Linked DNA regions of Homo sapiens: region 2 is linked to region 1. Evidence: read pairs that join two places in POLR2A ChIA-PET (ENCODE). Cell type or tissue: Panc1. All regions are shown on one strand.

Evidence for each region. ChIA-PET counts read pairs that join two places held together with the same protein. Peaks named below come from ENCODE experiments on the same cell type or tissue, not always from the same donor. Only the 100,000 strongest peaks of a DNase experiment are listed, where the experiment ranks them.
Region 2: POLR2A ChIA-PET joins it to region 1 with 5 read pairs; 5 of 35 experiments call an interaction of 5 or more read pairs at or near these places.

What each region holds. Positions count from the first base shown.
Region 1 is chr1:155,810,814-155,814,813 of GRCh38, forward strand. It overlaps GON4L (gon-4 like), which reads right to left. Exons shown (of 32, transcript NM_001282860.2): 9 at 3,517-3,636; 10 at 2,821-2,991. Among named protein-coding and RNA genes, the nearest start is that of GON4L, 44 kb to the right of the region's middle. In Panc1, no CTCF peak of the experiment used is centred here; no DNase peak of the experiment used is centred here.
Region 2 is chr1:155,943,316-155,947,315 of GRCh38, forward strand. It overlaps ARHGEF2 (Rho/Rac guanine nucleotide exchange factor 2), which reads right to left. Exons shown (of 22, transcript NM_001162383.2): 22 at 3,539-4,000. Among named protein-coding and RNA genes, the nearest start is that of RXFP4, 3.7 kb to the left of the region's middle. In Panc1, no CTCF peak of the experiment used is centred here; DNase peaks (open chromatin) are centred at 128, 1,535, 2,249, 3,022 and 1 weaker place; H3K4me3 peaks cover 1,008 bases; H3K27ac peaks cover 4,000 bases.

The DNA of each region.
Region 1 (4,000 bases):
AAACCAGCCTGGCCAACAATAAAACCCTGTCTCTACTAAAAAATACAAAAAATTAGCTGGCGTAGTGGTGTGTGCCTCTGGTCCCAGCTACTCAGGAGGCTGAGGCACGAGAACTGCTTGAACCCGGGAGGCAGATCAGATGTTGCAGTCAGCTGAGATCACACCACCGAACTCCAGCCTGCGTGACAGACTGTGACTCCATATCCAAAAAATAAAAAATTACTCACTAAATGTTAGAATTACAAAGTCATCATTTGACAACGACCATAGTAAAGACTGTTTCAAGAAAGAAAATCAGGCCAAGCGTGGTGGTTCACGCCCGTAATCCCAGCATTTTGGGAGGCCGAGGCAAGTGGATCATGAGGTCAGGAGATCAAGACCATCCTGGCTAACACGGTGAAACCCCCATCTCTACTAAAAATACAAAAAATTAGCCGCGCATGGTGCGGGCGCCTGTAGTCCCAGCTACTCGGGAGGCTGAGGCAGTAGAATGATGTGAACCTGGGAGGCGGAGCTTGCAGTGAGCCGAGATCGCACCACTGCACTCCAGCCTAGAGGACAGAGCAAGACTCCGTCTCAAAAAAAAAAAAAAAAAAAAAAAAAAGAAAGAATAATCAATGGATGCTAATATTAGTGTGAGAAAAATAATTTGATTGATTGGGCTGGGTGCATTGGCTCACGTCTGTAATCCCAGCACTCTGGGAGGCTAAGGTGGGCAGATCACTTGAGGTCAGGAGTTCGAGACCAGCCTGGCCAATGTGGTGAAACCCCATCTCTACTAAAAATACAAAAAATTAGCTGGGTGTGGTGTCAGTCACCTGTAATCCCAGCTACTCAGGAGGCTGAGGCAGGAGAATCGCTTGAACCCCGAAGTGGAGGTTGCAGTGACCCAAGATGGCACCACTGCACTCCAGCCTGGGAGACAGGCAAGACTCTGTCTCAAAAAAAAAAAAAAAAAAAAAAAAAGAAGGCTGGGCGCGGTGGCTGACGCATGTCATCTCAGCACTTTGGGAGGCTGAGGCGGGTCAGGAGATCAAGATCATCCTGGCTAACACAGTGAAACTCCATTTCTACTAAAAAATACAAAAATTAGCCAGGCGTGGTGGTGGGCACCTGTAATCCCAGCTACTCAGGAGGCTAACGCAGGAGAATCACTTGAACCCAGGAAGCAGAGGTGCAGTGAGCTGAGGTCGCGCCACTGCACTCCAGCCTGGGCAAGAGAGTGAGACTCCATCTAGGAAAAAAAAACAGAAAGAAAGGAATTCGGCTTTGAAGTATATCCCCACATGATATATACTAATTAAAAATGGAAAATAATAACTTTACAATGGGAAAACCAAGCACACACCACCTTAACCAAGTGATGAAAGTTAACATTACAGGGATCACGTGCCTTCTGATATGATGCAATGAGAAACACACATCACTCTTCCAGTATTTGTAACAAAAGTGCAAAACCTGAATCTAAGAGGAAATATTAGAAAAATAAAAATTGAAGAACATTCTACAAAATAAATGGTGCATACTCCTCAAAACTGTCAAGGTTATAAAAGACAAAGACTGAGAAACTGTTCCAGATTAAAGGAGACTAAAGAACAAGATAATTAAATAGATATTTAATCCAGGGTTGAATGCTGAATAGGGAAAAAAAAATTTTTTTCCTCCAACATAAAGGGCATTGTTGGGACAACAGATAAAACCAGAATAAGCACTTTAATATATTATGTAATATTACTGTATCCTGATTTTTTTTTTTTTTTGGGACAGAGTCTCTCTCCATTGCCCAGGCTGGAGTGCAGTGGCGCAATCTCAGCTCACTGCAACCTCTGCCTCCCGGGTTCAAGCGATTCTCCTGCCTCAGCTTCCCAAGTAGCTGGGATTACAGGCATGCGCCACGACACCTGGCAAATTTTTGTATTTTCAGTCGAGATGGGGGTTTCACCATGTTGGCCAGGCTGGTCTCGAACTCCTGACCTCAAGTGATCCACCAACCTTGGCCTCTCAAAGTGCTAGGATTACAGGCATGAGCCACAGCGCACAGCCTGTATCCTGATTTTGATTAACACTATTATACTGTGTTAATACAAGATAATAAACTCATTTTTAGAAAATATACACAAAAGCATGCAGAGGTAAAATGGCATCATGCCTGCATCACACTCTAAAATGATTTAGAAAACACTATGTGTATATACAGAGAAAGAGGAAGAGAACCATCAAGCAATTGTGGTAAAAGGTTAATTTGGGGGAATTTGGGTGAAGCTTTTTCCTATGTTCTACATTTTAAAATGCTCTCTGCTACATAGTTCATTTCTTCCTTAGAAACTGCCATTCTCAGCCAGGCACGGTGGTTCACACCAGTAGTCCTACCACTTTGAGAGGCTAAGGTGGGAGGATCACTTGAGCCCAGGAGTTCAATACCAGCCTGAGCAAAAATATAGGGAGACCTCATCTCTACAAAAAACTAAAATATTAGCCAGGTGTGGTGGCATATACCTGTCCCACCTATTCGGGAGGCTGAGGTGGGAAGATCACTTGAGTCTGGGAGGCGGAGGTTGCAGTGGGCCAAGATCACACCACTGCACTCAAGCCTGGGTGACAGGGTGATACCCTGTCTCAAAAACAAACAAACAAACAAAAAAAACCCCAAACTGCCATTGTCACTTTGAGCAGAAAATAGCACTAGCCAAATACAAAGTATCAAAGACTAACTCTTACTTATATAAAATTGTAGTTATCTTTTCCTCTCCCTTCCCAGCCTGAGCAACAACTACATTACTCCACTTGACTTTCTCAGTTAAGTACAGTTTTAATATTTACCTGGAAAGAATCCATGCAGACTGGACTGGAAGCCAGCTCCTCATCTACCGCATGTAACTTCTCCATGAAAGTACTATCTCTGGTCTGTTTCGGCTTTGGAGGGGGCGGGGGCCCCATGGGCACTACCTCAGCACTGATGTGCCTGATGGCTGGTGTGGTGACTTTCTCAGCCTGATTAAAAGAGGTGACTGCATCAAAAAAGGAAGGAGGTAAGAAAGAAAGAGAAAGCAAAAAAAGGAAAAAAAGAGAGGGAAAAAGAGGCAGACTTTCCATACACCATTGTCCTTTCTCTTCTCTAGTTAGAGTTACATAAAAACAAAGACACCAAGTGTATTGATCTAATTAGTTTTCATCCTATTTCTAGAGAAGTCAACAGAATGCTACTTAGTTTACCAAAATGTGGGAAATTAATAACAATGGCTTTAGGACAATATTAAAAAGCACAGATATGAAAGAAGAGAAGGGTAGGAGAAAAGAAACTCTGCTAGTTGCACATTTTTGGCCCCTTAATGAGAACTCAGAAAAGTTCTTTGGCTATCACTGAGTTCTAGCCTTCTCTGAACTGTTTACTAACTTAAGAAACTTTGAAAAAGGGTGACAGCCCAGAATCACCATGGATAAATAATCTACTTATACAGTTAAAAAATCTACTTAGACAGTTATGTCTAACATCTCTTTTGTATGATGCCGATTTACCTCTGATAATATGCCACTCTCCTCATCTGTTTCAGTCATCTCAGAAGACTGCCTCAATCTGGATTTCTTTGCCCCACGTGGAGATGAAGCAGTGCTTTCAACATCACTTTCCAATAAGCTCTACAAAATAAATCCAGTTCGCCTTAATATTTATGCCCCTACCTCATTCCACAAAGTCTGAAGTATCTCAAGAGAAGGAATCATAAAATATCAATCACTCAGCCTGGCCAACATGGTGAACACCCGTCTCTGCTAAAAATACAAAAATAAGCCAGGCGCGGTGGCGTGCACCTGTAATCCCAGCTACTCGGGAGGCTGAGGCAGGAGTATCACTTGAATCCAGGAGATGGAGGTTGCAGTGAGCCGAGATCACGCCACTGCACTCCAGCCTGGGTGGCAGAGCGAGACTCTGTCTCAAAAATAAATAAATAAATAAATAAAATCCATCACTCAACTAGTTACAGTAACAGAAAATAAAATTTAA
Region 2 (4,000 bases), 130 kb after region 1:
CCTCACCTTACCATCTCAGTGGTGACCACTGAAACTTGCTGCCTGCAGAGGCCTCAGCTGCAAAAGCTGTAGTTCCCTTGAAGGGATGCCAGGTGTGGGGTATTGCTGGAATTTCCAGCACCTGCCAGGCCCTGGGTGTAAAACCCTGGTGCTGACGGGAGTGCCTGTGTGTCTCCCTTTAAATCAGGATTTGAAAGAAGTGAAGATAATGACAAGTCAAAGACATGGGTGGGGTGAAGGGAGGTGAGCGATTAAAGAGGGGAGGGGGCTGGGAGAACAGGCTGCAGGTAGAGCCAGAAAAGCAGAGACCTCAGAAAGTGGTGCTAGTCCTCCCTGCCCCAAATGCAAAGCCCAGAGTATCAATTTGAGTGTCAGAGCACCTGGATTCACAGCTTTACCTCCAGCAAATTACTTTACCTCTTTGTACCTCACTGTTCTCAACTGTAAAATGGGCTACTAAAGATTTAACAGTGAAATATACTGTTAGCTATTATTCTTGTTTGTTTGTTTGTTTGTTTGAGACAGAGTCTCGTTCTGTCGCCCAGGCTGGAGTGCAGTGGTGTGATCTCAGCTCACTGCAACCTCCGCTTCCCGGGTTCAAGCGATTCTCCTGCCTCAGCCTCCCGAGTAGCTGGGACTACAGGCTCCCGCTACCATGCCTGGCCAATTTTTTGTAATTTTTAATAGAGACAGAGTTTCACCATATTGGCCAGGCTGGTCTCAAACTCCTGACCTCTAGTGATCTGCCCACCTCGGCCTCCCAAAGTGCTGGAGTTACAGGCGTGAGCCACCGCACCCGGTCGAGCTATTATTCTTACACCCTGTGTAAAATGGAGACAGAGAGATGGGAGGAAATAAGCGTGCAGCTGGGAGATGGGGATGGGGAACCATGTCTCAGCTGGAATGGTTGTATATGCTCTGAAGTGGGGTATAATGAAAGTCTCACATAAAGAACTCAGAGGTTGGCCCCTAAGCCCCTCTTGAAGGTGTGTTCTCCAGGACAGGGGTTCCTCTTTGGTTCCTGTATTGAGATGCATCAATGATAAAGGTTAGCCATCAGAAGGATTTTCTAGGAGGCAGCCCCTAGAAAGGAGGGAGGCAGAGGGAAGATGAGGTAGAGCTCCCACTTCCACTGCCCCCCCACCGCCCCCCGCCCCAAGCTCTCTGGCATGACTTGTAACCTATGAGGACGCAGGCTGCTCAGGCTCCTGGGGCAGCAGCTGGGAGCAGTGCCGCCTTATTAAGTGCAGAGCGCCCTGTGAAGGGGGAGGCCACAGTGCCTCCAGGTGCCCCCTGTCCCAGTTCCTTTAATTGCTGGGCAGAGGAGGCTCCAAAGAGGCACCCAATTCACAACAGATTAAGCAATGTGAAAGGAACTTAATTAGCCTCTTGTTTAATTTCCTCTTTTTGATGATGTTTAAACTAGTTCCAAAACTCCACGTCTATTCCTAGCCCATGCAGGCAATGGAAAATCCCTCACCACCTAAGCACCCATCTTCCCACCCCAGCAGCTCCCTCTGATGGCTTTGCTGGGCTCCGGATATTGGCTCCTCTGGGGGCATCTCTGCTTTATGGGCCCCAGAGGTAAATATTGACAAAGTGTACACAGGTCCAAGTTAGAGATGAACTGCATGCACAAAGACCTACTCTTGTGGGGGAGTGGAACGAGGAGGGTGCAGTGGAGGATGGAGAAGGGAGGGCTGGGCAGAGCAGGCGGCCTGGAGCTCCCCTTGGAACGGAGGGAAGGCAATGTTTTGGTGAGAACCTGGGCCCTGGCTCCCTGGAACACCAAGCCAAATGGCTTTGAAACTTCAGCAGGAGGGACAGAGGTTAAGACTGTGGGTTCCCAAAAGTGGGTTAGGGAGGGGACAGGGGACACAACGGTGAAAGATGTGAGGAAGAGGCCTAGCTCTCAGGAGTAGACACATCAGACAAATGCTTGTGCCCCATGTTCTGGGGCTGAAGGTGTGTGTGTGTGTGTGTGTGTGTGTGTGTGTGTGTGTGTGTGGAGGGGGTTGGTACGGGGTGGCAGAAGGGACAGCACTGCTTCAAAGAAAGCAGCGGGGGACTTCACACCCACTCTGGGCTGTGTCTCCAGGTTTCCATGTTCTCTGCTGACCAGCATCTCTCATTGGATCTGTGGGGCATTCTGGGAGAGCCTGCATTCCCCTTTCTTGGTGGTCTCTGCATGCTGTCTAATATCCTCACCCTACCCCCACCTACCTTCCTTCCCCACCTAAAGGTGCCACCCTCACAGCTCTGGGTCGGAGATACTTCCAGCTGACCTGGAAGACAGCTGCTGAGCCCTGTGTCCCTGTGTGTGAAATGTGAAGCCCTGGTGTTTTTTTTTTTTTCTTTTCTCCAGGCAGGGTCTTGCTCTGTCACCCAGGCTGGAGTGCTGGAGTGCAGTGGCACAATCTCGGCTCACTGCAACCTCTGCCTCCCGGGTTCAAGCAATTCTCCCACCTCAGCCTCCCAGGTAGCTGGGAATACAGGTGCCCGCCATCACGCCCGGCTAATTTTTGTATTTTTAGTAGAGATGGGGTTTCACCATGTTGGCCAGGCTGGTCTCGAACTCCTGGCCTCAAGTGATCCACCCAACTCAGCTTCCCAAAGTGCTGGGATTATAGGCGTGAGCCACTGCACCCAGCCAGCCCTGGTATTTTTAGGCAGAGTAGCCAAGAGAGAAAAGTGGTGGACTGGAACTAAGAAGGCCGGCCCCCTCCTGGCCTGGCAAGCTTCGTGCACCTAGGTTTCCCGGCCCATAAAATGAGAACAATTCCCCATTCTCAGGATCCCCGTAATGGCTGAGAAAGCACCTTGTAAAGGCTTGATGCTGGTGGATGAGAGTTACAGAAGGGGAGGGTGCTGGCTGCTCCCCCAGCCTGCTCCCCATGTGACTTCAATTCCTCTTTCTAGCTGAGGGCCTGAGCCCCCTTCTCCTGATCTGACCCCACAGGCTCCAACAGGGATGTGAATTCATACCAGCATTTATACAACCCTAGACTCTCACCTCCTCCCCTCCCCCACAGCCCCAAAGTAAGTACCAACTGGGAACAGGAAGTAAAACCAACTAAAACCAAGAACTGAAACCAGCTCATCTCTCACTGCCTCTCAAAGAGGGACAGTAAATGAGCAGCTCCTGTGACGGGTAACCCCAGGGCCCGACATCATGGAGATCAACAAGGGCCTAGTGGGGGATGGATCTGACAATGAATGACACTGGGGATGGGGGCAATAGGTGGAGGTGATTGCTGAGCATGGCATACAAATACGATGAACACACTTTTCCTGATACCGGAATTCCCAACATTGGAACCTGTGTGCCCCTTTGTTTTTATCCTTGTATTTGTGAATTAAAAAAACAAAAAAAAGATTTGCAGTGGTTACTTTTGTTAGTGCCCCCTCTCTTCAGTGAGGCAGAGGCTGTCCTTGCGGTGAGAGGAAAAGGCCCCTTTCAGAGGAACTTAGGTCACTGCCCGGCTCTCTACTACCATCCTCCTCAGAATTGGCAGACATTATGGAAGACAGTACCTTATGGAGTTCCAGGTTTTTAATTTTCCCTGAATTTTTTTTTTAAACAACAAAATTGGCAAGAAGAAAATTCTTCGACATTTGGGGGCTGGTCGACATTTGGGGGCAAGGGTTCCACTGAAAAATCCCCCAAATTCACGCTGAGGTTTCAGGTCATGGTTGCTGAGGTGGAAGATGAGGTCAGGGCTCTTGGAGATTTTCCAACCCACCCTAGAACTTGTTTCTAAATGGCTGGGGAAGAGGTCAGTATAGGTCCCCCCGTTACTGCAGATGAAGGCAGAAGTCATTCTCTCCCCCACCCCTCAACTTCTTCAGAGATGTGGAGATAGGAGGCTTCGATCTCTAATTGCCTACGATCTCTTAAAAATATAAAACACGTGCAGTTGACTTTGGTACAAAAAAGAAAACAAAAGAACAACAAAACATTCTGGTCCCTGTGGGTTTTTTCCCTCACCCCCAACAAACC